Regions from separate parts of the Mus musculus genome. Here region 1 is linked to region 2. Evidence: chromatin contacts called from ENCODE POLR2A ChIA-PET data. All regions are on one chromosome and are shown on one strand. The core of a region is the stretch at or near the end of the contact, and the rest is flanking DNA. Distances in the headings are between cores, read along the strand shown. Region 1 holds the start of Tug1 (taurine upregulated gene 1). Region 2 holds the start of Patz1 (POZ (BTB) and AT hook containing zinc finger 1).

Region 1 (3,038 bases), core at 482-2,981, 360 kb after region 2:
GGTAAAGGGAATAAGTCAACTTATTTTTTTAGACATTTGAATAAAATATCAGAATTGGTAACATCTAATCATACAAAATACACTTAAATATGTTTGTGTTCACTTGCTTAGAGAGCTGTACCACTTAATAAGCACCACTCCACAAAACAAAAATGTTTGAAACCCAACTGTTCAAACATTTTAATAGTGTTTGCTGGATAATGGCCTGGAATTTGATAAAAGCAGCTGACAATAAACAAACAAACAAACGGCATTTTGGCCATTCAGTCTCACATTTGCAAGCAATTAGAATACAAGGCTGGTTAGGAAAAAGTTAAGCTTCAAAATGATTCCAAATATCTGATTTTGTGTCCCAGCCAGAGTCCAACAAAGTTTTTTCAAAAACTTTAGCCTTCAATTTAAAAAACAAAACAAAAAACCCCCCCAAAAAAAAAAAAAAAAAAAAAAAAAAAAAAACCCCAAACATTTTCAGGAATCCAACGCCTGGTTCAGTCTGTTCCAAGTAGCCCTCTTGCTAAAAATCCATGTGCACTATTAACTGGTTTTGGCAGCACCATTTAAAAATAATCCTGTTCACTATCAACCACGAAAACCAGGGATATAAAATAGGAGCAAATAATGGGTGTCAATCATGGTTGTAAAAAAATAGTTAACGAGAGAAAAGTAGTCAGGCACCAGTACGAGCAGCAGAAAACAATCGCTGGGCCAGAGATTACACTTCTTGTTACTCGAGGACACATTCACTCCTAATTGTAGCTGCTTTCTAGTGGGTGCCATTGTACCATAGGCATCAGCCACCCTTCAGGCACCCTATGGTGAAAGGAAAGGGCTTTGACTAAAAGCCAAGCAGTGAAGTGATGGTACCTGAAACAGCCATTATGCAGTAAGAAGCAGCTCACATATACCAGGGACTCAAATGGGGGCTTCATATTGGTTGTGAAGGGTCCCAGATGACATGTAGGCCTCAGTTTCCTCCCGGTGGCAAAAACTGTTCTAAACTCTTCTGGGTCATAGCCCCCTTTGAAAACTCGCTACTGAAGGATCTACTCATCCCCCTAGAAAACACTTTCCCACGTGTTTCTGTACAGAAGAAGTTCAGGGAACCTTCCCATCTCCAACTCCAATAAAAGGTTCCCGAATTTAATTTCAGGGAATGAGCAATTGTTATGACTTCTTGCAACTCAAAGGAAAAAAAAACAATAATCATCTTTCTGTAAACCGACACTTTTGAAGAGAGCTTCCAATTCCATACACACACTGATAGGCAGAGGAGGAAACTGAGGCGCAGACAGATTACAGAGTGACTTGCCTAAGGTCACTCGGCCAGCGAGTGGCTAGGCCCGGAAGCAAACCCAGATCTTCCGACTCCGGAGCTCGAATCCCCACCCCGGAGCTGCCGCCAGCGCTCTCGCTCCCCACTAAGGTGGCATAAGTAGGAAAAGGCAAAGGAGGAAGCCCACCACCAACCATCCTCCAGCTCCCTCTTGACCCTCCAACTGGGTCCTAGCAGGCCCCGAGGGGTGGCGCCAGGCCTCCAGGCCAGCCCCGGCCACCCCAGCTTCCCCCGCCGCCTCCCCGGGAGCGGGGCGGAGTTGCCCGCCGCCGCCAACCACCCGGACGACCCCTCGTCGGATCGCAAAAGCATAGGCCGCCGCCCGAGTTCTGCGTACGAGAAGAAAGACGCGGCGCGAGCGCCAACGGCCACCGGGCGCGCGCCGCGGCGGCCGGGCCTGCGCCCCAAGAGCTGGATGCCAGAGCAGGAGAAAGAGCCGCCAACCGATCGCTCGATCGACCGCACGCCCGCTCCTTCGCCCTACCAGACCGGGGAGGGGGGGAGGGCGCGCCAGGGCTTCTTCGAGTTAGGGGCCTGACTCCCCGGCGACAAGACAAGATGGCTCCTCCGCTCTGCTCTGCAGCTACCGTCCCGGCTGCGTCTCTCGGCCCGCCCCCGGTACTGTTCCTTTAAATGGCCGAGAGGGGTCAGGAAAGCAGGAAGAGAGGCGCGCGCCCTCACGTGATGGGGGCGGACCGGCCAAACAAGATCCGGTCACGTGGACCGACGTCGCTCGCCAATCAGAAGGTGGAGTCTCAGGGCGGGGGCGGGAAGACTTCGAGCTCTGTGATTGGCCGAAGGTGCGCTGGAGGCCTCGGCGGCCGGGCCGTCGGGAGTGAGCGAGGTGATTCGCGCTGCGTGCGCTTACGGAGACAAAGCGGTGGCTGAGGTAGCGGTGGCGCGGGCAGCACCGGCCGCAAAGCCGTACTGAACGCTGAATCTCGTGACGCCCAGCCTGTCATCGTCTGTTGAGGCGCGGCGTGTCGTGTCGTGTCGCGGCGCGGGCGGGCGGCGGCGGCGGCGGCGGCAGCGGCAGCGGAGGCAGCACATGGTTCCAAGAGCGCGCTGCGGTGGTTGAGTTCCAATTCCACGGGGAGGGACAAAGGCATCTGCGAGCTGCAGGCAACGCCCGATCGGATCTGGTGGTGCACTCGCCACTTTCCTCTGTTCTCCCAGGCTCTGGGACTAACTCCTGTCTGTCGGTAGCGAGGAGGTGGCCACAGGACCCAGGCCTGGGAAGGCCCGAGGGCCCGAGGCCATCTTCTGAAGGGTGTGGGGGAAGGGCGCACCTGAGGTGATTCGGGAGGGTAGGTTGTGAGGTGTTTCTGTGGGCCACTGTGAGTAATTTCACCCACAACCTGTGGTGATTGTGGCATAATAGCAAGCTGTGTTTGGGCGGGGTTTGGGAAAAGAAATCTGTCAGTCAGCACCAAGGACCTTTCTGTTGGAAAGCGGTGAAGCCAGAAGTAGCCTCCACTCCACTGCACTGTCCAGTAGAGCACTCTTTTGAGGAGCCTGGTGTCTTCGGTGGTGACAAAGTCTTCGGTGGTAATGAAGTAGGTGAACCGTCAGAAGTAGGTCAATTTCCTGAATTTAGGAGAACAGAAAAGGACTTGAACGTGAAGTTGAAGCTGTAAACCTCCAAGTTTGAAGACCATTCAGAACCGTTCACTTTTGATGTGCGTCGGAATTGTGTGAAGAAAGC
Region 2 (3,287 bases), core at 233-2,732:
TCGAGGGGGCTTCTTGATCTCTGGATTCCCTAGTTTTCTTACAAAACTGCTGGGACATGCAGGGGTCGTTGATTTTGTCCATCGCCATCATACTGTCCCTTCTCTGAGCTGGCTTGTGACTTCACGCTCCCTGGGGCACAAAGCCCAAGTAGCTGTGGGTGGGGAAAACGACCTATCTCTAGTTATCCAGGCGTGCCGGGCATTTGCCTCGGTCAGTGTGAGGCAGGCAGAAGGTTCCGCCTGCGTCGGATCGGGATCCCGTCTCCTTCCTAGGGCAGCAGAGCGGGAGGTCTCAGCCGACTTCTAGGGATTTCGGCCATCAAAGGAGAACTAGGCAGGGTGCTGATGCCCGTCCGACCTGCGGGTGCGCAAGGTAGGCTGGGGGGCTCAGATCCACAGGCTCTGGCTGCCCATCCCGCACGCTCGCCTACACTCTGGGCGGGCAGCGGAGGGGCGGCTGTAGCTGGTTTGCTGGCTCGGCGCTCAGATCGTATTGGCCGGGGTCGGGGGGGGGGTGGTGGTGTGTGGGGGGTGGTTGAGGCTGCAGCCCCGGGCCCCGCGGGCGGGGTGGGGAGGCGGAGGATCAGGCTGCGCTAGCATTGGCGGAGCTGGGGAGTGGGGGCAGGAAGCGAGCGGAGCGGAGCTGCAGGGGGGGGGGTTGTATAAATAGGGAATGGGGGACGTGCATCCTCCGCTGGGTGAGGGGGGGGGGCGTTCGGCACAAAGAAAGTGGAAAGTTTGCAGCGCTAGGCGGCCCAAGCTAGGGAGCCGGATGCGCACGTGCTGAGTCGGGGCGACCGAGACCCCCCACGCCGAGCTCGCTGCTTTTTTTTCTTTCTGCAAGCTGGGGGGGGGGGTGTTGTTGGTATCGCCCCCTCCTTCTCCTCCCCCCAGGGGTGAAAGTGCAAGAGGAAGTGCAGCCGCTGCCATCTTTCCTCCGTTCCGAACGCACGGAGCCTGGGGCCGCAGCGCCGCCGCCACTCGTGCCTGGCTTGGGAAAGGGCCCACCCTGCTACTGCCACCCGCTCGCTTCGGCCGCCGCCTTCGCCGGGCTCCAAGACTCGGCCTACGCCACCGCCCCTGTGCGCGCGGACCGCCGCCTTCGCCTTCGCCTTTTGTTTCCTTTGCTCCGGCGCCCCCACCCCGGCTCGCGCTTTGCAGGGGACGCAGCGCGCGCCCCCAGTGGGCCCGGGAAAAGCCTCGGAGCGCGCGCTTGCGCTTGCGCGGCGGACCCCTCCTCCTCCCCGCGCGCGCGCGCGCGCCTTTTGGCCGCGCGCCGGCGCCGCCTGGCGGGCGGGAGGGGAGGTGGCAGCTGCGTTTGCAGGAGGGGCGCACCTCTTCGCTCGTTTACCCCTGGAAGGTAGACCTAGAGAGGGAGGCGGGCAGGCGGAGAGGGAGTGCTACGCGGGTCCGGCGGAGGTTAAGGGCGGCAATGTGGGGGGCAGTGCCCCGCTGGGTCTAGCCCTTTTTATTAGAGCAGGGGGCGTGTGCGCTGGGCGCACCTGAGAGTACTACCGAGCCCTGGGCCGCACGTGCGGGGAGTGTGAGTGGTCCGCTGCAAAAGGCGTCTCGCTGCCTAAGGGAAGGGACCAGGGACTGGCGGGTGCCCGGCCCGGCGAGTGGGGAAGGGGCAGCGACCATGGAGCGGGTCAACGACGCTTCTTGCGGTCCGTCGGGCTGCTACACCTACCAGGTGAGCAGACACAGTACGGAGATGCTGCACAACCTGAACCAACAACGCAAAAACGGCGGGCGCTTTTGCGACGTGCTCCTACGAGTAGGCGACGAGAGCTTCCCAGCGCACCGCGCCGTACTGGCTGCCTGCAGCGAGTACTTTGAGTCTGTGTTCAGCGCCCAGTTAGGCGACGGCGGAGCTGCAGATGGTGGTCCTGCTGATGTGGGAGGCGCGGCGGCGGCTCCAGGCGGCGGAGCTGGAGGCAGCCGCGAACTGGAGATGCACACCATCAGTTCCAAAGTGTTCGGAGACATCCTGGACTTCGCTTATACGTCCCGAATCGTTGTGCGCCTAGAGAGCTTCCCCGAGCTCATGACGGCCGCCAAGTTCCTGCTGATGAGGTCGGTCATCGAGATCTGCCAGGAAGTAATCAAACAGTCCAACGTGCAGATCCTCGTGCCCCCTGCCCGGGCTGATATCATGCTCTTTCGCCCACCTGGGACTTCTGACTTGGGCTTCCCTTTGGACATGACCAACGGGGCAGCCATGGCAGCCAACAGTAACGGTATTGCTGGCAGTATGCAGCCCGAGGAGGAGGCTGCCAGGGCCACAGGTGCTGCTATTGCGGGCCAAGCTTCTCTGCCTGTGTTACCCGGGGTGGACAGATTGCCCATGGTGGCTGGACCCCTATCCCCCCAACTACTGACTTCTCCGTTCCCTAATGTGGCATCCAGTGCACCTCCACTAACTAGCAAGCGAGGCCGGGGACGCCCCAGGAAGGCCAACCTGCTGGACTCCATGTTTGGGTCTCCAGGGGGCTTGAGGGAAGCAGGCATCCTTCCATGTGGCCTGTGCGGGAAGGTGTTCACTGACGCCAACCGGCTCCGGCAACATGAGGCCCAGCACGGCGTCACAAGCCTCCAGTTGGGCTATATCGATCTTCCTCCTCCAAGGCTGGGTGAGAATGGGTTACCCATCTCCGAGGACCCCGATGGCCCCAGAAAAAGGAGCCGGACCAGGAAGCAAGTGGCTTGTGAGATCTGTGGCAAGATCTTTCGTGACGTATACCATCTCAACCGGCATAAGCTTTCCCACTCGGGGGAGAAGCCGTACTCGTGCCCGGTGTGTGGTCTGCGGTTCAAGAGAAAAGACCGAATGTCGTACCATGTGAGGTCCCATGATGGGTCAGTGGGCAAACCGTACATCTGCCAGAGCTGTGGGAAAGGTTTCTCCAGGTGAGGATGGCACCCTCCCCCACTCCCTGCTGTGTATTATCTTAGTTCTGTCTCGAGACAGATCCTTCCCAGGATCTGGGGATGTGGATCTTGTGGGGGTAGAGGGTCACTGGACCTTAATAGAACATAACATGTTTAAATGTTTTAAGATCTCCAACTTTGATGGTGTGGCCAAGAGCTGCATCTATGCCTTCAGGCAAGTTCTCTGGCACCAGGGTGCTTACTAGCTTCACCCTCCCAGGGGCCTTGTAGGAAGGGGCCGGATTCCTTAGGCCAGAGCCATTGGGCCTCCCCATTCTTCTCCCCTGGTTCCCTTTGTGTTTCCGGCACCAGGCGTGGGGCCCCCTCTGGGGGCGGGAGGCTGGGCTCCTCCCTCG

What was found. ChIA-PET counts read pairs that join two places held with the same protein, here RNA polymerase II (POLR2A).
Region 1: POLR2A ChIA-PET joins it to region 2 with 14 read pairs in embryonic stem cell. The contact joins the promoter of Tug1 here to the promoter of Patz1 in region 2. POLR2A ChIA-PET finds 5 or more read pairs at or near these places in 3 of 5 experiments (Patski and embryonic stem cell).

Annotation. Positions count from the first base shown.
Region 1 is chr11:3,647,083-3,650,120 of GRCm38, forward strand. It overlaps Tug1 (taurine upregulated gene 1), which reads right to left and starts at 1,732. Exons shown (of 4, transcript NR_002321.2): 1 at 1,671-1,732. Morc2a (microrchidia 2A) reads left to right here and starts at 2,355. Exons shown (of 27, transcript NM_001159288.2): 1 at 2,355-3,038.
Region 2 is chr11:3,288,975-3,292,261 of GRCm38, forward strand. Patz1 (POZ (BTB) and AT hook containing zinc finger 1) reads left to right here and starts at 1,483. Exons shown (of 4, transcript NM_019574.3): 1 at 1,483-2,910. The coding sequence starts at 1,640.